Linked DNA regions of Homo sapiens: all the other regions are linked to region 3. The links are chromatin loops, found by intact Hi-C in ENCODE. Cell type or tissue: dorsolateral prefrontal cortex. All regions are shown on one strand. Region 1 holds the start of MIR2116 (microRNA 2116). Region 2 overlaps MYO1E (myosin IE). Region 3 overlaps FAM81A (family with sequence similarity 81 member A). Region 4 holds the start of FAM81A (family with sequence similarity 81 member A). Region 5 overlaps MYO1E (myosin IE).

Region 1 (5,000 bases), 320 kb after region 3:
TGGCTTTTCTCATTTAAGGTTGTTTTGTGTGTTTTCCTGTTGTTGTTTTTTGGTTTGGTTTGGTTTTTATTCTCTCCTTATCTGTGTTATCAAGGTTTTTTCTTGAACCTCCCTAATTTCTAACCCCCTGGGCTTTTAAAAAGAAATCTAAAATCCAGCGAATCTTTGAGATAGTCTCTAGGAAGTTGGGAATCGTTTGCCTGTTCATCCTTTCTCTGAGTCACAAGTGTATTTTCTGTGATACGCCCAAAATAGTTCTGGGAAAGAAGAAGGAAACAAGACTTACTCAGAAACCCAATACACAAGATAAGAAATATCAATGGATATTCTTACAACAGGCAACTGCAGGGCTCAGATTTTAAACATTCTGTCCAGTTGCTAATCTGTGCATTCCACTTGGGGTTTAGAAATCTGTCCTTATGCCTATTGTTTACAGCACTGAAGCCAGGGGAATTACGTGGTCCCTCCCCTGGTGTTTGGAGTTTGAGTTGTTGTTTCTGCACAGATGGATCTGTGAGGAGAGAAGTTGAGTGGCAGGAGAGGATAGGTCTGTCTCCCAAGCATGCACCCGGATAAACAGAGACAACAAATCAAGCCCAGCTGCCTTCAAACCACATTGGCTTGTTTACTTCTGGAACATTTTTGCAATGACTGTTCATCATCTTTACTTTGGATTTTTATTGGTTGATTTTATTTTTTTCCTAGAGAGTCATGTAAGCCACTCTCAAGGTAAATGAGAAGGTTTCCTACTATTTTACAAGTGGATCAAGTGCAGATTTACAGAGAAAGCTTTGCGTGTCTAAATGAGGAGGAGCCTGGCAGAGCCTGAAAGACCTAGGTTCACTTTCTAGCCCCACCCAGTCTTAGTTCCAATGTTCTCATCTGTAAAATAGAGATGACAGAGTATGCGGCTCATGTAGCTGTGGAGGCGTTGAATGAAACTGTGTGGAAATCATCTAGGGTGACTTCTGCCCCATAGTGGGCACTCGGCTCACTACAGCTGTTTGCTGTCACCTTTATCATTCCAAGGCCTGGTTGAGGCGCAGCTGTCAGCATTCATTGGTAAAATGGCCGGACTCTCAAGACCTGCTAGAGGCTGATGTGGTCCCTAAACAGCCCCAGCCTTTCTGGGCAAATGCAAGTCCTCATTAACACACCTCACGTCCAGCTCCAGTCACTGTGGTTATTATCCTCTGCTCCGCTGGTCCTTGGTGAATCCTGAGATTGGTGAATCCTGAGACAGGAAGTCTATATTTTCTTGGAACTGAAAGTAGGGCAGCCCTCCTTCCACAGCAGCACAAGCCCAGCTCCTGCAGAAACTGGAAAATTCTGTTTAGAGGCTGCATGCAGAAGTGCCGCGCCAAACAACAGCAACAGCCTCCACCCACTCACTTGATCTGACTTCCTAATAATACACTCTTTGGATCAAGGTGGGGAATAAGTGGAGAAGCATTGAATCGCTCATTCGATTCTCACAGAGACTGTAGCAAGGCAGGACAAGGTCTAACTGAATACACTCAGATTCTCCTATTTCCCATTGTTTTCCATTAAAAGAAAAAAAGGTATAGGTCATTTTATAGTGAGAATAAACAACATGCCACAGTAAGCGTTTCACATATTCGTTCATGAATCAGAGAAGCTGCTTCCCGTGTGTGTCATTGTCTAAACTGAGGGTCCCTGGAATAACAAGAAAAGTGTTGTTCAGGGATTGGGGCTTGGGGCTTGGCTCACATTTGTCTTCTCTCCATTCACAGCTATTTCTTTTAGAAGAGATGAGAGAGAGAAAGTATGATGGGTATGCTCGAGTGATACAGAAATCATGGAGGAAATTCGTGGCCCGGAAGAAATACGTTCAAATGAGAGAAGAAGGTATTTTAGCAATTTTGTTTCATTGATTTTAATAAATCTGAAGAGTAAATTGGAGCTTAAGTGAAGTTTTAAGTTCCATTTTATTTTGCATATAATGTCACGCTAAAAATATTGCATCATTTAGAGTTTCTTTGTATATTTCCACAGTATTTTCCTCCCTTTTCTGACTGACTTATCCTTCTTCCATCTTGACCCTCTTGGGAATTGTAGCCTCAGACCTCTTATTGAACAAGAAGGAGAGAAGGAGAAACAGTATTAACAGGAACTTTATAGGGGATTATATTGGGATGGAAGAGCACCCAGAACTCCAGCAGTTCGTGGGCAAGAGGGAGAAGATTGATTTCGCAGACACAGTCACCAAGTATGACAGGAGGTTCAAGGTACGTGCTAACTGCCTGCCTCTGAGATCACCAAACAGATTCCTTATTTTTTTAATAACTTGTTATTTTGCTTTTGTTGTTACCAAATCAGAATGTGTTCGTTGTAGAAAAATTTAGAGAAAATACAGTAAACCAAAAGATAAACAGGCACCTATGCCCAGAAACATTCACTGTTAACATTCTGTGTATATCCATATCTTTCAGAATGTTTTTATGAAAACATACATTTGCGTATTTAGTTTTACAAAAAATGAGATATACATTACATGCTGTTTTATGTCCTGAAGTGGTTTTTTGTTTGTCTTTTAAATAATGCGAGAATTTTCGATAGTAATACAGTTAGCAATATAAGTTATTTTACATGGCTGCATAGTATTCCATTTGACAGATGCTTTATTATTTTTAACCAGTTTCTCATGAATCAATTTTTAGTGAGTTTTTCTTTTTTACTATCGTAACTTCAGTGAGCATCTTTTCACACATCTTTGTGTATCTATCTGTCTCCTAATATTTTTAGAAGAAATTGATAGGAGTGAAATCGTTGAATCAAAGGATTCAGAGTATCAAGTAATATTGCAGAGTATCCTCATCCATTTTCCCAGAGTGGCTGATAAGTAAGGCTTTTCCAGCCACAGGAGGAACAGTTGATTTTTCACCTCCTCCTTTAGATACCTTTTGATAAAGTCTTGGTCCTAATAGAAAAATCTGAAGCTTCAGAAGCTCATGGACCCGTTAAGAGCTTTTGGCTTTTTGCCAGGGGCGGGGAGGTCAAGAAAAAAATTTAACGAAATAAACAACGGAAGCATGTTTTGCTAAAACCAAACCATTCCTTGCAACCTGTGCATGGCACCAGCTGCTGTGACGGCAGCCCTGGATGCACACAGGGGTGCTTAGCTCTCGCAGCGGTACTCATTATAAAGTGGTTACCCACAAATTCCCAAGTAGATTTCTATTAGATTATTGAGAATTATCATTCAAATGACAATATATCAGTATTTTAGAATGAAAATTTTATGAACTCCCAAGAAAATATATGCAGACACTGCCCCCTGTTTAGAAACATGCTGTAGTGCATCCTTGCTAAGTTCACCACAGGTGTTGGTGACTTTCCCTTTACACCTGCTGTCCTGATATGTGAAGTGACTCCATATGAGTTTGCCAGTTTTTAAGTCAAAAAGAGTCAAATGTCATCATTTTTTACATGTCATCCTAATAATCATGAACAATGCCCTCTTTCACTGTCATGGGGCCCGGTCATGTGATGAATGGAATGGCCTCTCAACAGTAGTGAAGATTGACTGTCCAAGGCAGCTTCCCCCTGTCCTGGTAACAGCAGTCCACTGTGTGAATTGTTGTCATCACATTGACCATGTCTGTCCACCTTTTTTTGAGACGGAGTCTTGCTCTGTCACCCAGGCTGGAGTGCAATGGCGCAATCTCGGCTCACTGCAACCTCCACCTCCCAGGTTAAAGCGATTCTCCTGCCTCAGCCTCCCAAGTAGCTGGGATTGCAGGCGCCCACCACCACACCCAGCTAATTTTTGTATTTTCAGTAGAGACGGGGTTTCACCATGTTGGTCAGGCTGGTCTCGAACTCCTGACCTCAGGTGATTCACCCGCCTCGGCCTCCGAAAGTACTGGGATTACAGGTGTGAGCCACCATGCCTGGCCTGTCCAGCTTCTTAAAGCTCCTCTCCTTACAGGGTGTAAAGCGAGACCTGCTCCTTACCCCAAAGTGCTTGTACTTAATCGGACGAGAAAAAGTCAAACAGGGCCCAGACAAGGGCCTGGTGAAAGAAGTCCTGAAGCGGAAAATCGAGATAGAACGGATCTTGTCTGTGTCCCTCAGGTGAGTAGTGGAGGTGCAGAGGCAGGACTGCCCCTTCTCGCCTCAGCATCACGGTCCGCTGTTCCAAACAGCCAGGAGGAAGGCCGGGCTGGGCTTCCCAGCTGTCAAAATCATGATCAAGAGAATGGAATTTCCCTTTGTCCCAAAGGGAAGACTCCCTAGTCTCAGCAAGTCTTGATATGTCAGGAAGAAGGTACCAAGAAAAGGTTGCCTCCGGACAGCTCCTCTAATCAAGGGGGACCCAGATCTCTTGTAACCGAAACGTGTTAGAAATGAACCCGGTATATGGAACACCTCAGAGAATAATTTCTCTTGTTGCAGTAGAGCCAAGGATTCAGAGCCCTGTCCCCCAGTCCACCTCACCCAGGTTGGAGGCCTCACCCATTTCCCTGAGCAGAGGGTCCTGAAAGGGAAGTTTCTTTGGGACTTCCTTAGGGAGTGCAAGTTGGTCTCCATTCTCTGTAGCCCTGGAGTCATCGTGAGATGCTCTCTTCGCTCCAATTCTCAGGCAGTGGGGAGTGGTGTTTGCTTCCACAAGGCCTCAGGAAGGGCCCTTGCTCCTCCCGGCAGCACCTTGGCTTCCTCTCGGCAGAAGGGCTCCTCTGCCGGCCGTCAGCATCTCCTCCGTCAGTGGGACCTAGGCTAGGGGTTCTTAGCATAGGAGGTCTTCCCATGCTAAGAAGTCCTCCCATGCCAAGAACTCCCAGACTAGGAGTCCTCCCATGCTAAGTCCTCCCGAAGTCCTCCCATGGTAAGAACTCCTAGACTAAGTTCCGCTGACACAGGAAATCCTCGCAATCCATGAAGACTAAGAATGGAAGAAAGGCCTCCTTGAGCCCCATAGCTTCCTCCAAGAATCGTGTCCCTGGGCCTCTGAGGCTAACACTACTTTAATCAGGAAA
Region 2 (5,000 bases), 350 kb after region 3:
AACACTGGATTTGCTCAGTGATGTATAGTTTTATAACCATATATTAACATATGTATATTACATATATAAATAATATATACAATATAAGTAATATATATTATATATATAATGAGCCTTTATTATTGAAATGTCAAAAGAAAAAATAAGTTATTGTGAGTCTGAAATCTTGCTGCAACTCCCCATCATCTAGCCAAGCACAGTGGCTCATGCCGTTAATCCCAGCAGTTCTGGAGGCCGAGGCAGGAGGATCACTTGAGATCAGGAGTTCGAGACCAGGCTGACCAACATGTGAAACCCTGTCTCTACTAAAAATACAAAAATTAGTCGGGCGTGGTGGCAGGTGCCTATAATCCCAGCTACTTGGGAGACTCAGGCATGAGAATCACTTGAATCTGGGAGGCGGAGGCTGCAGCGAGCCAAGATCATTCCACTGCACTCCGGCCAAGTGACAGAGCAAGGATCTGTCTCAAACAAAACAAAACAAAACAAAAAACAACCATTATCTCAATGAAATAATTATTTTTATAACACGATTTTCAATTCTGTGATGTTTATTAGAAATACAAATACTGTATCACAGAGTACCAGACCTACCAAAATTATCTAAGTTGTACAATTATAAAACAAATGGTGGCACATGGCTGTAGTCCCAGCACTCAGATAGCTAAAGCAGGAGGATGGCCCAAGTCCAGGGGTTCAAGACTGCAGTGAGGTATGATCATATCATTGTACCCCAGCCTGGGCATCATAGCAAGACCTTGTCTCTAAAAATAATAACAATAAGGAAATAATGAAACAAAAGTTGGCAAGGCATTTTTAGACATGAGTGAGCCTGTGCTGTCGTGAGGGCAGCTTGAGGATGGTAGGATGGTAGGATGGTAGTGTGCTGGTAAACAGTGGGCACTCCAGGGAGGAAAAGGCCTGAACTGTAACATTTACCAGTTTCCATGGTAAAATTCTCTCTTCATGGCCAATTTCAAGCTACCAGTGTGACTACTACTGAGTGCGGAGTTGGGAAAACATGGGCAGTCTCACCATTGTATAGTATTTCTACCATACATCAGCAATAGACTTTAATAACTTCAAATGCATAGATAGAGGAAAATAAGTAGGCTGGGCACAGTGGCTCACGACTGTAATCCCAGCACTTTGGGAGGCCAAGGCGGGTGGATCACTTGAGGCCAGGAGTTCGAGACCAGCCTGGGCAACAGGGTGAAACCCCATCTCTACTAAAAATACAAAAGAAAAATTAGCCGGGCTTGTTGGCACATGCTTGTAATCCCAGCTACTCGGGAGGCTGAGGCAGGAGAAACGCTTGAACCCGGGAGGCGGAGGTTGCAGTGAGAAGTAGGAAGAGATAAATGATGAGCATTTATTGCTTTTGTTTTAATGTAATTTCTTTGTTGTCAATGATTTGGTTTTTAATAATGGCCATGTTTGACAACTGGCTCACAAAATTCCTGAAAGTTCTATCAGCTCTCGCAAGCTGGACTAAGCCTGTTCTGGCACAGTGGGCATGCGGGTCTCATGTGCCCTGTAAGGGGGTGTGTAATCCCTTCCTCCTGGACTAGCCAATTGCCTCGGCTGGGAGTAGGGGGCTCCACCTGCCTAGAAGACCTCATTAATCAAATTTCTGGCAGTTTCTTTGAAAGTCATTCCTGGCCGGATGCGGTGGCTCACGCCTGTAATCCCAGCACTTTGGGAAGCTGAGGCAGGTGGATCAGTTGAGGTCAGGAGTTCAAGACCAGCCTGACCAACATGGAGAAACCCCATCTCTACTAAAAATACAAGATTAGCCGGGCATGGTGGTGCATGCCTGTAGTCCCAACTACTTAGGAGGCTGAGGCAGGAGAATCGCTTGAACCCAGGAGGTGGAGGTTGCGGTGAGCCGAGATCGTACCATTGCACTCCAGCCTGGGCAACAAGAGTGAAACTCCGTCTCAAAACAAAACAAAAAGTCATTCTTTCTTCTCATTAATGACACAGGATTGCCACCTAGTGACGCAGAGGAGATTGCCTGGGTTTTCGAGGCTGTTGGAGTCTGGGAAAATGGCTGTTCCCACCAACTGTGTTCCAAGGTGGCTTCCAGGTCTCCAGTCTGGTGAATCGTAGAGATTGTGACGGCTTCGTTGACACAGATTTCCTGTGTTCCTCAGTGCTGTTGAGAGCTCTCTGTAAAACTTTCCTAGAATCAGAAAAAAGACCTGGAACCCGGTGCGGTGGCTTACACCTGTAATCCCAGCACTTTGGGAGGCCAAGGTGGGAGGATCGCTTAAGCCCAGGAGTTCAAGACCAGCCTGGGCAACATGGCAAAACTTCATCTCTAAAAATAAAGAGGCCGGGCGCATTGGCTCACAACTGTAATCCCAGCACTTTGGGAGGCTGAGGCGGGCGGATCACTTGAGGTCAGGAGTTCAACACCAGCCTAGCCAACATAGTGAAACCCCGTGTCTACTAAAAATACAAAAATTAGCTGGGTGTGGTGGTGGGCGCCTGTAATCCCAGCTACTTGGGAGGCTGAGGCACGAGAATTGCTTGAACCTGGGAGGTGGAGGTTGCAGTGAGCCGAGATCATGCCACTGCACTCCAGCCTGCGTCATAGAGTGAGACTCAGTCTCAAAAAAATAAAAATAAATTAATAAATAAATAAAAGGAAAAAGAAAAAGGACCTAGGCCATTGCCTGAATCTGCTCAGGTTTTACAGATGCAGAGCTTGGCCCCAAACCCAGCACACAGACTCAAGCCCACGTCCCCCTCCTGCTACACACTGTCAACATAGAGCTTGAGGCCCCATCTCAGGGGGAGTTAGCCAAATAGCCACACAAGTCACTGTCATGCTACAATTGACCCATGTTCTGGAGAAGCCGTGGGCTAGGAGAGGGTATGGCCGGGGGTTTGCCAGAGTATGAGGAAGCAGTGATGGAAATGAGATCCGAAGGCCGAGCAGGAGTTAGCAGTGCTGCCTGGGAAGTGGGCAGAGGCCAGGGGAGCATAGCCAGACCAAGGATCCAGAAAGATTCCATGTGGCTGCAGTGCCAGGAGCCTTAGGCGTGTGCCACCATGTTGGCCAGGGATGAAACCAGCAGGAAATCCCAGGAGCCTGCATCAGTCATCTCACAGGAGTGTCGTGAGGGTGAAATGAAGCAGCATCTGTGAAAATGCCTAGGACAAGGCCTGGCTGAGTTGAGGGGAGTTTATCCAGACTTCACACAGCTACCGGCAGTTTCCCAGAAGACATCCTGTCTGCTAGCCCTCACAAGAAGGGTGTAGACATGTGCAGGCTGGCCAGGGAGAATGGCTCTCACTGTGGCTCGCTTTGGGAATATGCCGCCCCAGCAAAGCAGCTGTGCCTCTTTGTGGTCACAAGACAGAGCCAATGGTGGCAGCATCAGTGTTGCCCTTCCTAATGCAAAGTGCAAACTGCAGAGGTCCTCCCTCCTCCACCCACCTGCCCACTCCTCCCGGCTGCCATCAGACAGTCCCCACTATCCACACCCATCTCAAAGCTGCCCTGGCCTCCCCCACCTCTCACCTGTGGAGTTACTAGGAACCCCATTCAGCCTAGTGATAAAGGGCCAAATGGCTTACACTGCCAGCATGGTAGCAGTTGTCCACAACCTGGACAATTATGGACCCCAAATTCCCCGGGTAATTTCGGAGGTTTTACTTTGGCCAGGAGTCACTTATCCTGAGGAAGTAGCCTCTGATGCCTTGATATCAAAGACCACGCAGTGGCCACATACACACAGCTTTTTGCGTCCTGCATCCCCTTAGGTCTTATTTATAATTTGGTATCTTATCACCAGAAAGAATCCGTTCCATGAGACTTACGATCTCTAGTTTAAAACAATCTAGACGCCTTTTTTTTTTTTTTTTTTTTTTGCACCTAATTACCCTGGCTAGAGTTTCCAGGATAATATTGGACAGAAGTGGTGAGTGCTGACATCCCTGTTTTGTTCCTGATCTTATGGGGAAATCATTGTGAGTTTCACCAGTAAATATGATGTAAGCTTGAAGTATGTGGACAAGGGTCCTCTCCCCAACCAGGGCTCATGAAGAAAGGTAGGAAGGCACCAATGTGGCCTGCAGCAGGGAGTAAGGCTGGGGTGTGAGCAGGGGCCGCCCCTGGCAGAGTCTGTAGGCGCCATGAAGGGTTTTGGTCCTTTTTCCAAGAGCAGAGAGAAGCTGTTAGAAAGATTTTCAGGTTGAGGATGGGGCGAACTAATAACAGCTGAGCTAGCATGAGGGCCAAGTGTCCTAGAAAGGAAACAACTGGCAAGGAAGACACGAAGGACAGAAACAGGTCTTAGTCAAAGCTGGAGGCAGGTGGGGCAGAACAAGTGGGTGATGCCCAGGGCAGGGAGGGTCTTACCTCTCAGGAGCCATCCGTCTTGTCTTCCCACTAAGAGGTCTTACCCCGACCCTGGCGAGGGGAGTCCTTCAGCAGGAGGACCCTGTATCTAAGCCCCCATACTTGGGCTCCAGAGACCTTGTCAGTCTACACTAAGGACACTAGGGTTTTTCCCTGAACAAGACAGGACAAATTAGCATCTGTGGGTTCAACTGGCCCGCTGTGCCCATGGGTTCCACATCTGTGGATTCAACCAAACTTGGAATGAAAATATTCAGAAAAAATATGGATAGATGCCTCTGTAGTGAACATGTACAGACTTAAAAAAAAAATTTTTTTTTTTTTGGGATGGAGTCTCACTCCGTTTCCCAGGCTGGAGTGCAGTGGCACGCTCTCGGCTCACTGCAAGCTCCGCCTCCCTGGTTCACGCCATTCTCCTGCCTCAGCCTCCCGAATAGCTGGGACTACAAGCGCCCGCCACCACGCCCGGCTAATTTTTTGTATTTTTAGTAGAGACGGGGTTTCACCGTGTTAGCCAGGATGGTCTCTATCTCCTGACCTCATGATCCACCCACCTCGGCCTCCCCAAGTGCTGGGATTACAGATTACAGGCGTGAGCCACTGCACCCAGCCTTTTTTTTTTTTTTTT
Region 3 (5,000 bases):
GGGCCTTCAGGTCTGATCAAGTCCTGTTTAGAACACGGTATGCCACATGAGCTAAATGTGTATCTCATCTTTATGGAGAACTTGCCTTTGCCCTTCTGAGCTGGATTTACAGGGGAAAAAAATCAAGGCCCATTTGCTACTAATTACATCACCAATGGACACATAAAAACTATAAAATTAAATATGAAATAATATAGCAACCTAGTGTCTTAAGAATACCACTTAAAATGTTCATACCCCTCCAATACAATTACATAATCAACACAAGAAAGCCAAGAAACTTTTCCAAAGAATTTTTATTTCACATGAATTCATTTCAACAATCAAGTCTCATCAGCATTCTAATATAGCCAAAAAAACAAAGCAAAAATATTTAGTACTCATAACAAACACTTTTGATGCCTTTAGAGTGAAAGTTTTTGTTACAGGGAAGCAACAAGTTGAGTAGAGAAGTTGATAAGAAACTGAAGAATATAAGATTCCTGAAAGTATTTCAAAATAATTTTTCTACTTTGTATTAGAACCAGCATCATAAGGACAATGCCACTGCTCTTGCCCCTGAGATGATAAAGCCACCACTGGTTGCAGGCCCTTTTCATCGCATGCAGGGCACCAAGCCTCTCACATGTATTCTCCCACTTGATCTTCATCCGCAACTCAAGCGGCTACGAAGATCCTCAGAGTCCTCCTAAAGTCCCTACTCTGTCCTATAGCTCGCAAGTTCTTCTAACTCCCTGCTGTTCTGAGAGGTATCACAGAGCTGGGATTTCTTTTAAGCCGAAATGCATAAACAAGGAGTCAAGGTTTTCCAGTCCTATTATAGTGAGTTTCCAGGTCATTTCTTCATCCAAATTGATGATGAATGTTGAGTATCTACTGTTTTCCAGAGACCGTTCCAGGCACTTAGCTATAGACAGGTAACATATCTGGAATCCCCCTTCAACATAGTAAAGGTAGCAGAGTGAGGAAGACATTGGAGAGACTCAATAGAGCAGTGAGTGCTAGGAGAGCTCTATGGAGTGGGGGTGTCAGGGAAGACTCCCAGAGGGGGTGACACTTCAGCTGAACTTTAAAGACTGAAAAGAAGTTAGAAAAGAAGGAGGAGGCCGGGCGCGGTGGCTCACACCTGTAATCCCAGCACTCTTGGAGGCCGAGGTGGGCGGATCACCTGAGGTCAGGAGTTAGAAGCCAGCCTGGCCAACATGGTAAAACCTCATCTCTACTAAAAATACAAAACTTAGCTGGCCGTGGTGGCGAGTGCCTGTAGTCTCAGCTACTCGGGAGGCTGAGGCAGGAGAATCGCTTGAATCCAGGAGGCGGAGGTTGCAGTGAGCCGAGATTGTGCCACCGCTCTCCAGCCTGGCAGACAGAGTGAGAATTGTCTCAAAAATAAAAAGAAAAGAAAAGGAGGAGGAAAGGCATGCTAGGTACGAGAACAGCATGTACAAAGGTGGAGCAATAGAAGAGCATGGTTTATTCAGGGACTAACAAAAAAGTTGATCACTGCTGAAAGGTACAGTGCAAGGGTAGAGAGAGAAGAGGGAGTCAACAGGGTGTCATCACCAAGGATCACACTAAGGAGACTGGAGTTCATCCTGATGAGGACAGAAAATCACAGAAGGAGAGTGATCAACCTGTTCCCCATCCAATCCATGCAGCCCTCTGCTATTATAGACAGATCTTTACCCAGCAGACTCAAACACACATGTCCAGCATTCAAGGCCCTCGACACGTTGTCTGCACAAAGACACCCTAATACTACTCCTCCCTGCTCCAGAGGCCTTGCATGCAGGAGGTCCTTGTTCTTTCTTCCACCCGACTCCATGCAGACCACCCTCATTGCCACCTCAGGCTGACGGGAAGTGCCATTTGCTCCTCAGCTCCGGTGCTGATATGCATTAATGTGCTTGGCTCTTAGGCCCAGCAGAGGGCAGAAGAGGCCCATAAATACTTCGGACAAATTTGTCCCAGCCAGATAAAAATAGCCCTAGACACAGTCCTGGTACAGTGCTTCCCGGACTTTCCCATGCATATGAATTCAGGGATCTTGTTAAAATGCAGATTCTAACTCAGTAGTTGCAGGGTGGGCTGGAGACAGTACATTTCTAACAAGGTCCCAGGTGCTGTTGAGGCTGCTGGTCCATGCAGCACACTTTGAGAAAATAGCACTTTTCATACTGAGAAGAAAGATCTTTTTTCTAAGTTTCCAATCTTTCCCAGACCAATACTTTCCGAAAATAAAATAAAAATGAATAACAGGAAAAATTAAATTTCCAAAATGACATACAAACTATCTCAACTTTATATTTTCGGATTCGATAAACTTAGTATTTACCCTATCAAATTACAAGGTCAGCTGAGTGAGTTCTCCCATCATTTCTTCCCAGGAAGACAACACCAATTGCGTAACAAAAGAAACCCATGGCACCCTCACAACCAGGTTTAACTCCTACCACTGGATTTTATGGCCAAAGCAGGGAGGGAATGTACTAAAGGAATGCAAGCCATTTGCTTTGGGGCTTCATTAATATATTCCCCACTATAATGGAGTTTATAGAAAATGGTTTTTGATGAGCAGAGACCCCAACATTTGAACACCTACCTTGCCACTCTTCCTCGAAGATCTCCCAAACCGGAGAGCTGGCGCATCTCCAGGGTCTTTAAGGCAGAATTAGTTCCATAGCTAATGTTGTCCCGGGCACGAATCTGCTCCTGGAGTACCTGGGCAACATAAAAAACACTAAGGGAGTCATCTAAGAATTCACGTGCTTCCACAAAAGCATTTTATACTTTTGGCAAAAATAAGAATGTTTAACTCAGTCTTTCATAAGAGACTCCTTTTCAACAGTCACCTAAGGCACACTTAAACAGAGAACTAGGGGGCCTAGACAGAGAGAGACCTTAGAGGCTCCTCCCAGAGCAAGTCCCTTTATTTACCATTAAAAACTAAGTTCCTTTGGTTTTAGTATTTCTTCCTTAGTAATGAAGCCACTTTCTTTTTCTTTTTTCTTTTTTCTTTTTTTTTTGAGATGGAGTCTTGCTCTGTTGCCCAGGCTGGAGTGCAGTGGCACAATCTCAGCTCACTGCAACTTCTGCCTCCCAGGTTCAAGCAATTCTCCTGCCTCAGCTTCCCGAGCAGCTGGGATTACAGGCATGTGCCATCACACCTGGCTAAGTTTTGCATTTTTAATAGAGACGGAGTTTGTGTTAGTAGAGATGGGGTTTCGCCATGTTGGCCAGGCTGGTCTTGAATTCCTGACATCAGGTGACACGCACACCTTGGCCTCCCAAAGTGCTGGGATTACAGGTTTGAGCCATGGGCTATTTTGATACAGGCATGCAATGTGTAATAATCACATCAGGGTGAATGAGGTATCCCTCACCTCAAGTATTTACTGTTTCTATTACAAACAACCCAATTATACTCTTTTAGTTATGTTTACATGTACAATTAAATTATTATTGACTACAGTCACCCTGTTGTGCTATCAAATACTAGATCTTATTAATTCTAACTATTTTTTAATGCCCATTAATCATCCACATTTCCACCCCACCCCCCACTATCCTTCTCAGCCTCTGGTAACCATCATTCTACTCTCTATCTCCGTGAGTTCAATTGTTTTAATTTTTAGCTCCCACAAGTGAGTGAGAACATGCGAAGCTTATCTTTCTGTGCCTGGCTTATTTCATTTCACTTAACATAATGACCTCTCGTTCTATCCATGTTTTTGCAAATGACAGAACCTCATTCTTTCTTACGGCTGAATACACTCCATTGTGTATCTGTACCACACTTCTTTATCCATTTGCCTGTTGATGGACACTTGGGTAGCTTCCAAATCTTGGCTATTGTGGATAGTGCTGCAATAAACACGGGAGTGCAGATATCTCTTCCATATACTGATTTCCTTTCTTGTAGGTATATACCTAGCAGTGGGATTGCTGAATCATATGGTAGCTCTGTTTTAGTTTTGTGAGGTACCTCCAAAGTGTTCTCCACAGTGGTTGTACTAATTTACATTCCCGCCAACACTGTATGAGTGCTCCCTTTTCTCCATATCCTTGCCAGCATTTGATATTGCCTGTCTTTTGGATAAAAGCCATTTTAACTGGGGTGAGATGATATCTCATTGTAGTTTTGTTTGTTTGCTTTTTGAGACTAAGTCTCACTGTCACCCAGGCTGGAGTGTAGTGGCATGATATCGGCTCACTGCAACCTCCACCTCCTGGATTCAAGCGATTCTCATGCCTCAGCCTCCCAAGTAGCTGGGATTACAGGCATGCATCACCATGCCAGGCTAAATTTTTTTTGTATTTTTAGTAGAGATGGAGTTTCACCGTGTTGACCAGGCTGGTCTGAAACCCCTGGCTTCAAGTAATCCACCCACCTCGGCCTCCCAAAGTGCTGGGATTACAGGTGTGAGCCGCTGCACTCAGCCAATATCTCATGTAGTTTTGATTTGCATTTCTCTGATGATCAATGATGTTGAGCACCTTTTCATATACCTGTGTTTGCCATTTCTATGTCTTCTTTTGAGAAATGTGTATTCAGATCTTTTGCCCATTTTTTAAACAGATTATTAGATTTTTTTCTTATAGAGTTGTTTGAGCTCCTTATATATTCTGGTGATCAATCCCTTGTCAGATGGAGAGTTTGCAACTACGTTCTCCCTCCACTTTGTTCTTCTTTTGATGTGCAGAAGCTTTTTAACTTAATTTGATCCCATTTGTCCATTTTTGCTTTGGTTGCCTGTGCTTGAGGGGTATTTCTCAAGAAATCTTTGCCCACTCCAATGTCCTAGAGAGTTTATCCAATGTTTTCTTTTAGTTGTTTCATAGTTTGAGGTCTTAGATTTAAGTTTTTTTTTTTTCAACTTTTATTTTTGGTTCAGGGTACATGTGAAGGTTTTTTACATAGGTAAACTCGTGCCATGGATGTTTGTTGTACAGATTATTTCTGTGAGATAATTAAACACAACTATTGTATACTGGGTTTA
Region 4 (5,000 bases), 54 kb after region 3:
GTGGAAACTGAGGCTACTGGGATAGATGTTGAGGAACTTCAAGGTCAAAGAATTAAGAGAGCTTCAACACAAAACCCAAAGTCACTGGCAAGAGACAAAGCAGAGAAGAGAATGAAGCTGGCTGCTCACGTTTTTTGTTTGTTTATCCCTTTTTTGGGGCATCAAGTGAAGAGATCCCCACTGTACCTGGGTGTACATCAGAATTGCCCAGAGAGTTCTGTTCCTTCTCTTCATCGTCTCCTGCTGCTCCTCCTTTTGGGGTTTGTTTTTAAAGTAGGGATTTTTAGGTCTTACTCCCCCACCCTGCCCCAGCCCCCAATGATTCTAATTTGGTATATCTGAGAGAGTCTAAAGACCAAGTTTTTCAAAATGTCCCAGGTGATTCTGAGGAGCCCCCAGGTTTGGGAAGCACTGGACCAGAAGATAAGAAGGAGGGTAGGGGCACAAGCAGATAGCACTACCTTCCGAGAGGAGACTTGGTTGGTGATGGTGCATTGGTTTGGAGGCAGCACTAAGGAGAAGCGGAAGAGCATCCCTACTCTGGTGAGACGGTGGAGGACACTAGAGAAGGCTCTTCTGCGGCAAGTTGTTCACTCAGGCTCTGGTGCTCGGGAGAGAAGGTGGGTTCAGCTACATAAAAAATGAAAATGCAAGAGTGTGGCTGCAGGATACAAGAAACAAGACATTTAAAGCCAGGTCGGAGTGACACAGCCTAGTGGCCTGCAGAGAGAGGAGGCTGAATAATGCGCTAATAACGTTTCCAAGCACCATGTAGTGTGGCTCATTAAATGGTTGGTAGGGCTTCATGGTTGAATTCCTGGACACTAAGTATTTTTCTATCCGTATGCTATCAGATTTCTAACATGTAACACATTAAAGGTTATTAAGCCCTCAGGTAAACAAGCTTGCAGAAGCTTATTCATTAGCATTGGAAACTGTGTCTTCCCAACCCACGTTCTTATACAGATGAAATCAGATTCGAATGAAAATCAAGGGTAGCTTTAAGTAGAAAGTCAGAAGGGGCAACCAGGGGTACCTGTGAGAGGGTACGTCCTCCATTCCCCTCCGTGGAAGAGGGAAGTTTATAGACAGTGGATATGGAAGGGGGCCTAAGTGTCCTTTTTAGTACCAGTCAACGCTAAAAATATTATAAGTGCCAAGGAACCCGCCCCCCCCAACACACACACACACACATACACACACGCGCATTCAGTGACAGGGCCCAGAAGGCAGATACAATGTGCAAATCTGGGGATGGTTCTCAATAAAGAATATATTTACTCTACAAACCTCTTATTTTAAAAGCAAGTTGCAAATGTTTGCCCTTGCTTCTGAGAGAGCTGCACTTTTGTGGATTCGAATCATTCTAGCATTATTTCTGGTTACTCCTATGAAATAATTTCCAACACTGCCGTACGCAGACTTTGAGCTGAGGACGAGAGCGCACGCGCACACACGCACACACACACACGCGCGCACACACACACATAAACCTCGTGCACATTGAAGAAATGACTCACTTAATTTGCTGCTGCCTGCCACGATTGGGTTTTGATTTTACCTGTTCAAATACAAAGTTTCCTATTAGATTAACTACAGGAAAGAAGAACTTAGGAGCATTAATCCTGATTTTGTTCATGTCTTTAGGGCACCAAAGAGGTTTTAACCTGTGCATCTTAAGAAGCCATTCTCCGGACCACCGACTGCTTGCTCCATAATCTTCCAGACAACGATAACATTTCTTACCACTTTAGGAGCCAATTAATGGAAACCCCTCCTAGAATAAACATGGTTAAGCTTTGCATCTCCGGTACCTGCAGAACCGTACTTTAGGGCTCTTTCTCAGCTCGCAGTAGGATGGCACAACAGCATTCTGGAACTGCAAAGACCCCCTAGCCTCTCGTTTGAAAGATGAGAAAAAGCGAAGGGGCGGAAGAGCAGATGGTTAACCTACCCAAGGTCACTCACTCTGAGTAGTGGGTCGGCTGACTCGCCTTTACCCCTGGCAATCCGTGCACCACCCCAGCTCCCCCAAACAGTCCCTCCGGGCGTCGGTTGGTTCGCTAGCATGCAGCCCCCGCGAAAATGCAACGCCAGTTGCGCTCTGTGCCCAACTTCAGCCCTTCGCGTCACATGCAGTTAACCCTCTCGCCCGCGGCATGTCACATGGGCCACGCGCAGCTCTCTCTACCCCACGCCTATCTCCTGAGAGGCTGCCCCAAGGTCACCGGCCGTCCCAGAGAGCTCCCGCCGCCCAGCCCCAGAGGCCGCCCGGCCGGGGTTCCCAGAGCGCGGCACTCACCGGCGCGGGGGGTGGGCGCGCCGCGGCTGCCCATGTCCTCGCCGGCGCGGCTGGGTGCGGCGGCCGCTGGCGCTGGCTGAGCAGGGCGCCCGGCTGCGGGCCCGCGCCGCGGGGAGCGCCGTCCAATCAGCGCGCGCCTGCCGCCTGGCCCGGCGCGCGGCCCGGCCGGGTTCGCGGCTCCCGGGGGGCGCGAGCCGCCGCGCGCCGCCGGAGCCGCTTCCGGGCGCGTTGCCTGGACGCGGTTGCCGTGGCAGCCCGAGCTGGAGGCTTTCCCCGCGCACCCGCGCCCAGCCTGGCGGCGCCGCCCCTCCTCCCTCCTCGTTCCCACACCCAAAATAGCCTCTGCTCGTCGCTGCTGTTTCCCACAGAGCTCGCATCCAAGCGCCTTGGAGTTGGCGGGCGGGGATTTCGCTCATTGGAAAATAAATCCTGTTGTAGGGATGGTTGATTTGGAGAGGTGTTGAAATGGTGCCTGACGGAGATCATAGCCATGGTGGTGGCACTGCAATTCTCTCTAGAGCCCCAATATACCTTATTTACTAAACCGCTTTCCCACAAAAATAGTTCTCTCCCCCGCCCCACCTCAAATTGGGGAGAAGTTATTTGATTAGGCCACGGTGACGCCCCACCTGTGCAGGTGAACGAACCCTCCGGGGCTGCCATGTGTCATTTACTGAATCGCCTTGACACCTGCAGTTGGGACCCAGGATCGTGTCTCATCGCAGCAGACACGACGAGAAGAAGAACCCCGAACACCCCTCCTCTTCCCAGCCCTTTCTTCTCCCGTCAGCTTCATCCCCTCCCAGCGCGTCCTGGCTCTTTCCACCTTCCTCTCGATTTTGGATTCTCATCAGGACGCACAAGCCCATTCACTCATAATTGTGCTTCCTCTCGGTGGGCAGGATTTCAGCGGAGTTGCGGGGGACACGACCTTTGCCTCATCTGGTTCGTGCCTCCTTCGCAGATACTGGTACTTACCCAGCACAGGGGCTCCTGTCTGTCTCCCCCACCCCGCCCCAGCCTGAGCCCTTCCAACCCAGGGGAAGGAGCCCGACATGGTAGAAGAGCCCGAACTGTGGATTCGGCTGAGCGGTTTTGGAATTCTCTCTCCGGCAGCATTATTATTTAGGGGCTATTAGTATTAAGGACTGTTATTTGTGTGTGATCTTTGAAATATTTGTGGGTATTCTGCGACTGTTTCCTCACCAGTAAAACGGGCTAATAACTTCCACAAAGCGCTAACGCATCTGTAACATTCATTCAGCCAACAGTATCTATTGGATGGCTGCCAAGTGCTAGAAACTATGCTTAGCCCTGAGACACAATGGTGAAGATGAAAAAGAGACACATCACTTTCTGATCCCACAGAGCTTAGAGCCTGACGAGCATTCATCAAATAATCACAGACACATGTTAACACTGCCGTTGTGACCAGGAGAGTAATGGCCTTGAGTCTTGTGATGTGTAGATCTGGTATAACAGCATCTCTTTAGTGCTGCAAAAGCTCAATGATTATTCTTTCCTTTCTCGGTTAGATTCCCACTGCCTGGTGCATGGTATGTACTAGGTAAATACATATTGAATTGGATCCTATGTCATGGTGATGACACTGTCACTCTGCTTCCCAGTGACCTTCTGGCTGTAACTGGCCACAACATCTGGAAAGGTGTGCATGTGTTAGCAGAAAGTACCCATTCAAACCTAGAGTCCATCACCAAGAGTCTAGAAAAAGGTTCAAAATATTTCTTGCCTGTCTCCATCGGGGTGCCTTTCAGTGCATATGGAGAGCATCTCAGATGGACACATAACGTCCCCTCTGTCTTGTTTCTTCCTCTTCTTATTACTCTACCCTTTCCCCGCCCACCCCAATACTGACCCTACTCCCTCTACTACTTGAGGTGCCAGAGCCTCAAGGCACCCCTTCCTGGCTTCCTAGGAGAGTGATAGTAGATCCTAATATTCCTCAGAATGGAACACCTATAAAACAGAGGAAGTGCCTTCTTACTTCTGGCCATCAAAACTGAACTTTGATTTTTCATTTGCTGCAAGACTCCCTCACTCTCAAAGGTAGGGAAGGAGAGGACCTGGAAGGTGAGGGGCTCTTGCCATATGTAGGCACCTTCTATTTAGGCTGACTTTCATTTCCTTTTTAAAAATCATAACAGTTAGCAAATAAGACAAATAATTGTATTAATAATTATTTCAAAACATGAATTTCTCAGTAAGAACCGGGCTTTCAAAGTGGTCTTGAATCAGGCCCATGACTTCCCACTTCTTATTTATCTTTTTTCTTAAGTGATTTGTTTTGAATCCCAAGGGGACAAAATTTAATGCACAATGATTAAGCCTACACTAGTTTCTTTCCAACTCTTTCCCTATTTTTGTAGGCTAAATTGCAACGAAATATCCATTTTTTCCAGAATCACTTTGATTGTAACTCATTACAGGAGATGGAGATTTTCTTGCATTACTTCAATTAAAAAGCCATGATTTATCACAAATTATTTTATGCTGCAAGGATTACCAAAAAAATTATCAAAGAGAACAATTCTATATACTTGATGGCTGTAATACTATTTACAAAGCAGTTATTTAAATACAAATAATTTGTTCAGTATATTATGCTAGACACCATGGAAATTCATTTTTCTTCTTTCTTTTGAGACAGAGTCTCACTCTGTCACCCAGGCTAGAATGC
Region 5 (5,000 bases), 240 kb after region 3:
TTGTGCAAATGCCTTTAGTTTCCAGTTGGAGGTCAGAATTGCGATGGTATGTCCCAAAGCCCCCGACATAAATCATATCGTCAGACTCTCCTATGGTCAAAGCCCCCAAGAAAGGAAAAGCACTCCTCTTAGGTAGGACATTCCAGGGGCATAGACATCACCGCCCAGTCACCGAGGGCAAAAGCCTGAGCCCTTGAGTTAATTCTCTTCTGCACCAGGGCTGTGGTTTGTCTGCTTTGAGAAAGCAAATTGGAAACCTCTGGCATGCCGTGGTTCATGCTCACCTGACCCTGGGCAGCACGCCTCACACCTGTCTGGGCCTTGGCTTTTTCACCTGTGAAGGAACTGGTTTTGGAACTCTTCCTTCCAAATAATGTTGGAGAGGAGGAAAGGCAGGGAAATCCTGTTCTGGGTGGAAAGGCCAAGTTTGTAGCCCCTGACACTGGATGGGGCAGGTGCTCCATCTGTTAGGGGCCGAGTTGAATGGTGCCTTTTAAAATGTGTTTGTGAGCAGAAAACAAACGAAAAAACCATTTTCTTGGAGGCTGGAAGAGAAGCCTGCTCCTCATGCTAAGGGATTCTGGCATGGCTGGAAAGACTAGGAATCTTTAGTGTCATTTAATTAGGAAATAAAAAGTGAGCGATGACCTAATTTCTATGGTGGTGTTTTAGACTTCCACCTCCCAGTTTCCCTGGTGTGACTTTGTCTAAATGACACTTTAGATGGCATAATGCAGCCCATAAAGGCGGCGTTTCTAGTTTCCTGTCAGTCTTACTCATATTTTCCAACGCAGTGGATACGGTGACAGGATGGACAGGCACCTGACCATTTCAAGACTAGAAATGAGTGTAACAAATCGGATTTTTTTTTTTTTTTTGAGACAGAGTCTTGCTCTGTCACCAGGCTGGAGTGCAATGGCGTGATCTCAGCTCACTGCAACCTCTGCCTCCCAGGTACAAGTGATTTTCTTGCCTCAGCCTTCTGAGTAGCTGGGACTACAGGCACCTGCCACCACACCCAGCTAATTTTTTTTGTATTTTTAGTAGAGACTGGGTTTCACCATGTTGGCCAGGGTGGTCTTGATCTCTTGATCTCGTGATCCACCCGCCTCAGCCTCCCAAAGTGCTGGGATTACAGGCGTGAGCCACCGCGCCTGGCCACAAAGTGGATTTTGAAAGAAATAAATCAAGGAAGGAGACGTGCTGCTTTCTCAAGCACAGGGCTCCATGGAAGCCTAGGTCCATCTACAAACTTGATTTGTCAAAACAGCTGGAGTTGAGCAGCCTTGGGTAGACTGACTTGCCAAGCAAACTCACAAGGAAGTGTGAATCAGACCCCAATTCATTATTGCATAGGCAGAATTCTGCCTGTGGACAGCCGATTATGTGCCCTGGAACACAGTCCACGAAGGGAGCTAGATTACCACGAGAACGCTGGATAGAGGGGTGAATTCTGAGCGAAGGGATGATCGTATTTGCTAAATCAGCTCACAGCAGTCACCTCTATCTGAAGATGTGAACACATGAACTAAGGGTGTTGCTCTAGTCTGCAGAACAGTCTTTTTACTTGGAGAAAACCCCCCATCTCTGCTGTTTACTTTCCTGTCCTGACTCTGCTGTAAGTCAACCCCCTTTCATTAACCTACACTCTCTCCTGCCAAGCCCTGATGTCTATTAGGCCAACTTCTAGTAAGGAATAAACACCTGGGGTTGACCTTGGATATTTCCTATGCCTTCCTCCTCAGCCCACTGGCAGACAAATCAGGAAGAGTGGCTTCTATGGATGCTAACTTTTTTTTTTTTTTTTTTTTTTTTGAGATGGAGTCTCACCCTGTCGTTCAGGCTGGAGTTCAGTGGTGTGATCTCGGCTCACTGCAACCTCCATCCCCCCGGGTTCAAGCGATTCTCCTGCCTCAGCATCCCAAGTAGCTGGGACTACAGGCGCCCACCACCTTGCCTGGCTAATTTTTTTGTATTTTTAGTAGAGACAGGGTTTCACCATGTTGGCCAGGCTGGTTATGAGCTCCAGACCTCAAGTGATCCACCTGCCTTGGCCGCCCAAAATGCTAGGATTACAGTTATGAGCCACCGCACCCGGCCTATAGATGCTAATTTTATCTACCATGCCTTGTGTTCACTAATTTATCTTTTTTTTTTTTTTTTTTTTTTTTTTTGAGACGGAGTCTCATTCTGTCACCCAAGCTGGAGTGCAGTGGCACACTCTTGGCTCACCACAACCTGTGCTTCCTGGGTTCAAGTGATTCTCTTGCCTCAGCCTTCTGAGTAGCTGGGATTACAGGGGTGTGCCATGACACCTGGCTAATTTTTTGTTTGTATTTTTTAGTATAGAAGGGGTTTCGCCCTGTTGGCCAGGCTGGTCTTGAACCCCTGACCTCAAGTGATCTGCCTGCCTCAGCCTCCCAAAGTGCTCTGATTATAGGCGTGAGCTGCCATGGCTGGCCTAGGTTCACCAATTTAACTTTCTAGGGATAAGTATTTCTGATTCCTGAATTGCCTTACTAGTTCAGTGGCTCTACAGATATGTAGGCTCCACCTCCAGAGATTCTGTTTCAACTGATTTGTGGTGGCCTTGGAGCATTAATACCTTTTTTCAAGCTCCCCCAGCTCACTCTGCTTAAAAGCCAGGGCTAAGGCTCTTGAAATCCTGATTTCAGGTCACCTCTTGCTGTTAGCACCATCAGACCCCGCAAGATAGACTTCCTGAGTGCCTGCCCTCTGCTGGTTGCTTTCGTATAGGTTGTCTCTTAATCCTTACCACTCTGTTGGCATTGTTTTTTGAAGCTGCATCTAAAAAATGAGGCTTAAGAGAATTCCAAGATCCAAAACTAGTAGATGGCAGAGCCTCTATTTGAATTTAGCCCTGTCTGACTTCAAACCTTATGCACTTTCTTTATACCTATTAGCAGTGATGTCTCTCTAGGTCTCAAATTTCCCATATTTTAATGGAGATGTAATAGCTACCATATACCATAGGACAGAGGTCAGGACAGGTTCGCCAGGTTAGTTACCCCTGGACTTGAGCTCCTAGGATTAAAGTCTCTCACTCTGTCCCCACAAATACAGGTGCTTTTTTATTTTAGTTTTTGAAAAAGAGTCTCGCTCTGTCACCTAGGCTGGAGTGCAGTGGCACAATTTCAACACACTGCAACCTCCGCCTCTCAGGCTCAAGCGATCCTCCCACCTCAGCCTCGCGAGTAGCTGGGACCACAGATGCGCACCATCATGCCTGGCTAATTTTTAAATTTTTTGTAGCGACAGGGTCTTCTTATGTTGCCCAGGCTGGACTCAGGTGCTTTTTAAAACTAACCCTTTGTCATTGTTGGCCGTGATGCTCTCTGCATACCCAGGAGGATGATGATTGGGCTTGTCATCAACGGAGGATAAATGACGCACAGACTTAGTTAACAGAAGAACATGACCTTATTGACACATTAGCTTTGATTTCTTACCAAGAGGTGAAGATGCATTTATACACCAAATGGCCATACCTGGGCAGTTTCTGTATTTTACCTGACTTGTTATCCAGTGGATTTGTCTGGGGGCCAGAGCTCAGTCTTCCCCTTCTTTTCATGGTTCTCTATGGCCTATTTCTATATTATAGCAGGCCTCTGAGCAGAGACATGATAGCACTGACACCTGGTTCAAAAAGATAAGGTTATTGGTAGAAAAGAGATGGGATGTTGAGGGAATATGGAAATCTATTGCAGCAGTGAGGGCCTGACCTGAGTTAGAAAGGCGAGGAGGAAGCCGACGTATGACTTTCAGTAAGCCTGTAAAGAAATAAAGGAATGGGCAAGTGTGAAGGTAGACTCTGGGCAGTGCCAACAGAAAAATGCAACAGCAATAGCTACATTAGCATCATTAAGAATGATAGTGAAGCTGGGCATGGTGGCTCACGCCTGTAATCCCAGCAGGTGGGCAGATCACCTGAGGTCAGGAGTTCGAGACCAGCCTGGCCAACATGGTGAAACCCCATCTCTACTAAAAATATAAAAATTAGCTGGGTGTGGTGGCAGGCACCTGTAATCCCAGCTACTTGGAAAGCTGAGGCAGGAGAATCACTTGAACCCAGGAGGCAGAGGTTGCAGTGAGCCAAGATGGCACCACTGCACTCCAGCCTGGATGACAGAGCAAGACTCTATCTCAAAAAATAAAAAAAGATTAAAAATTTAAAAAATTTAAAAAAAGAATGATAATGAGCACCTGAAGGCTTGGTAGGTACCTGTGAGCCCAGTAAATGAGCCACCCATATCTGCTTAGCTCATTAATCTGTTCTCCAAAATCCAGAATTTGGATTTGTGCATTAAAACCACATATGTGATACCTTTGGATGTCAAGAGACATCTCTGCAAATCTGTTTAACAAAAAGGTCATGATGTGGTAAAGGAAGAACTGGCAAGCTTTGTTCATGATCTCTACCATCTCTCCATCACCAGACAAGATCTTGACAATGTGGCCAGAGGCATTTCTGAAGCCCTTGCCAACTGACCCATGGAGAATCATCGGGCCTTGGAGAACATTTATGTGGCAGTTTTATTGCTGCCATCAAAAGTGAATTCTTATCACTTTTGGCCTAAATCAGCTCTTGCACCTTAGGCTGTTTAAAAAATATGATGTCAATTGGAAAGCATCCCATTTGGTGCTGTTTCTACTTTTTTTATTTGAAGTATCCTGACGCAGTTGTTTTCTGGTGAGTAGACCATCTGTCCTAAATATATCCAATACCAGTTTGCAAAGTCTTTGTCAGGTGCATCCTGCATAGAAGCTAAATAAATACTTTTTTAAATAATAAATAGAGGCGAGAGATATTTTGAAGGTACATCAGTGGGATTTGCTGACTGATTGAGTAAGAGAGTTTTCATAGAGGAAAAGGAGATAGTAGTCATCACTGGAGCTAAGATTTCTGACCCGTGTGCTTCAACATATATTTTAGATTTGAAATATGTAATTTTTGCAGTAGTAAAGATAAAAGGGAAAAA

The links. A loop is a pair of places that touch in the nucleus more often than their neighbours do. Peaks named below come from ENCODE experiments on the same cell type or tissue, not always from the same donor. Only the 100,000 strongest peaks of a DNase experiment are listed, where the experiment ranks them.
Region 1: it touches region 3 in a loop (7-fold over the local background); 78 of 110 quality-filtered maps call a loop at or near these places.
Region 2: it touches region 3 in a loop (5-fold over the local background); 16 of 110 quality-filtered maps call a loop at or near these places.
Region 4: it touches region 3 in a loop (3-fold over the local background); 4 of 110 quality-filtered maps call a loop at or near these places.
Region 5: a loop joins it to region 3, with 4 times the contacts of the local background. A loop is called at or near these places in 78 of 110 quality-filtered maps.

Annotation. Positions count from the first base shown.
Region 1 is chr15:59,170,995-59,175,994 of GRCh38, reverse strand. It overlaps MYO1E (myosin IE), which reads left to right. Exons shown (of 28, transcript NM_004998.4): 20 at 1,755-1,869; 21 at 2,080-2,249; 22 at 3,953-4,098. MIR2116 (microRNA 2116) reads left to right here and starts at 4,733; the gene lies at 4,733-4,812. In dorsolateral prefrontal cortex, a CTCF peak has its summit at 956; a DNase peak (open chromatin) is centred at 994; H3K27ac peaks cover 2,358 bases.
Region 2 is chr15:59,141,803-59,146,802 of GRCh38, reverse strand. The region is part of intron 26 of MYO1E (myosin IE); the gene reads left to right. Among named protein-coding and RNA genes, the nearest start is that of MIR2116, 27 kb to the left of the region's middle. In dorsolateral prefrontal cortex, CTCF peaks have their summits at 1,812 and 2,011 (motif pointing left); a DNase peak (open chromatin) is centred at 2,027.
Region 3 is chr15:59,489,992-59,494,991 of GRCh38, reverse strand. It overlaps FAM81A (family with sequence similarity 81 member A), which reads right to left. Exons shown (of 9, transcript NM_152450.3): 4 at 2,603-2,721. Among named protein-coding and RNA genes, the nearest start is that of FAM81A, 54 kb to the right of the region's middle. RefSeq lists an enhancer at 1,814-1,863. In dorsolateral prefrontal cortex, CTCF peaks have their summits at 1,732 and 1,939 (motif pointing right); a DNase peak (open chromatin) is centred at 1,921; H3K4me3 peaks cover 1,261 bases; H3K27ac peaks cover 2,047 bases.
Region 4 is chr15:59,435,585-59,440,584 of GRCh38, reverse strand. It overlaps FAM81A (family with sequence similarity 81 member A), which reads right to left and starts at 2,399. Exons shown (of 9, transcript NM_152450.3): 1 at 2,303-2,399. RefSeq lists a silencer at 2,172-2,701. In dorsolateral prefrontal cortex, no CTCF peak of the experiment used is centred here; DNase peaks (open chromatin) are centred at 1,474, 2,149, 2,614 and 3,084; H3K4me3 peaks cover 2,694 bases; H3K27ac peaks cover 3,042 bases.
Region 5 is chr15:59,245,302-59,250,301 of GRCh38, reverse strand. The region is part of intron 4 of MYO1E (myosin IE); the gene reads left to right. Among named protein-coding and RNA genes, the nearest start is that of LDHAL6B, 41 kb to the right of the region's middle. In dorsolateral prefrontal cortex, CTCF peaks have their summits at 2,545 and 2,748 (motif pointing left); a DNase peak (open chromatin) is centred at 2,721; H3K27ac peaks cover 513 bases.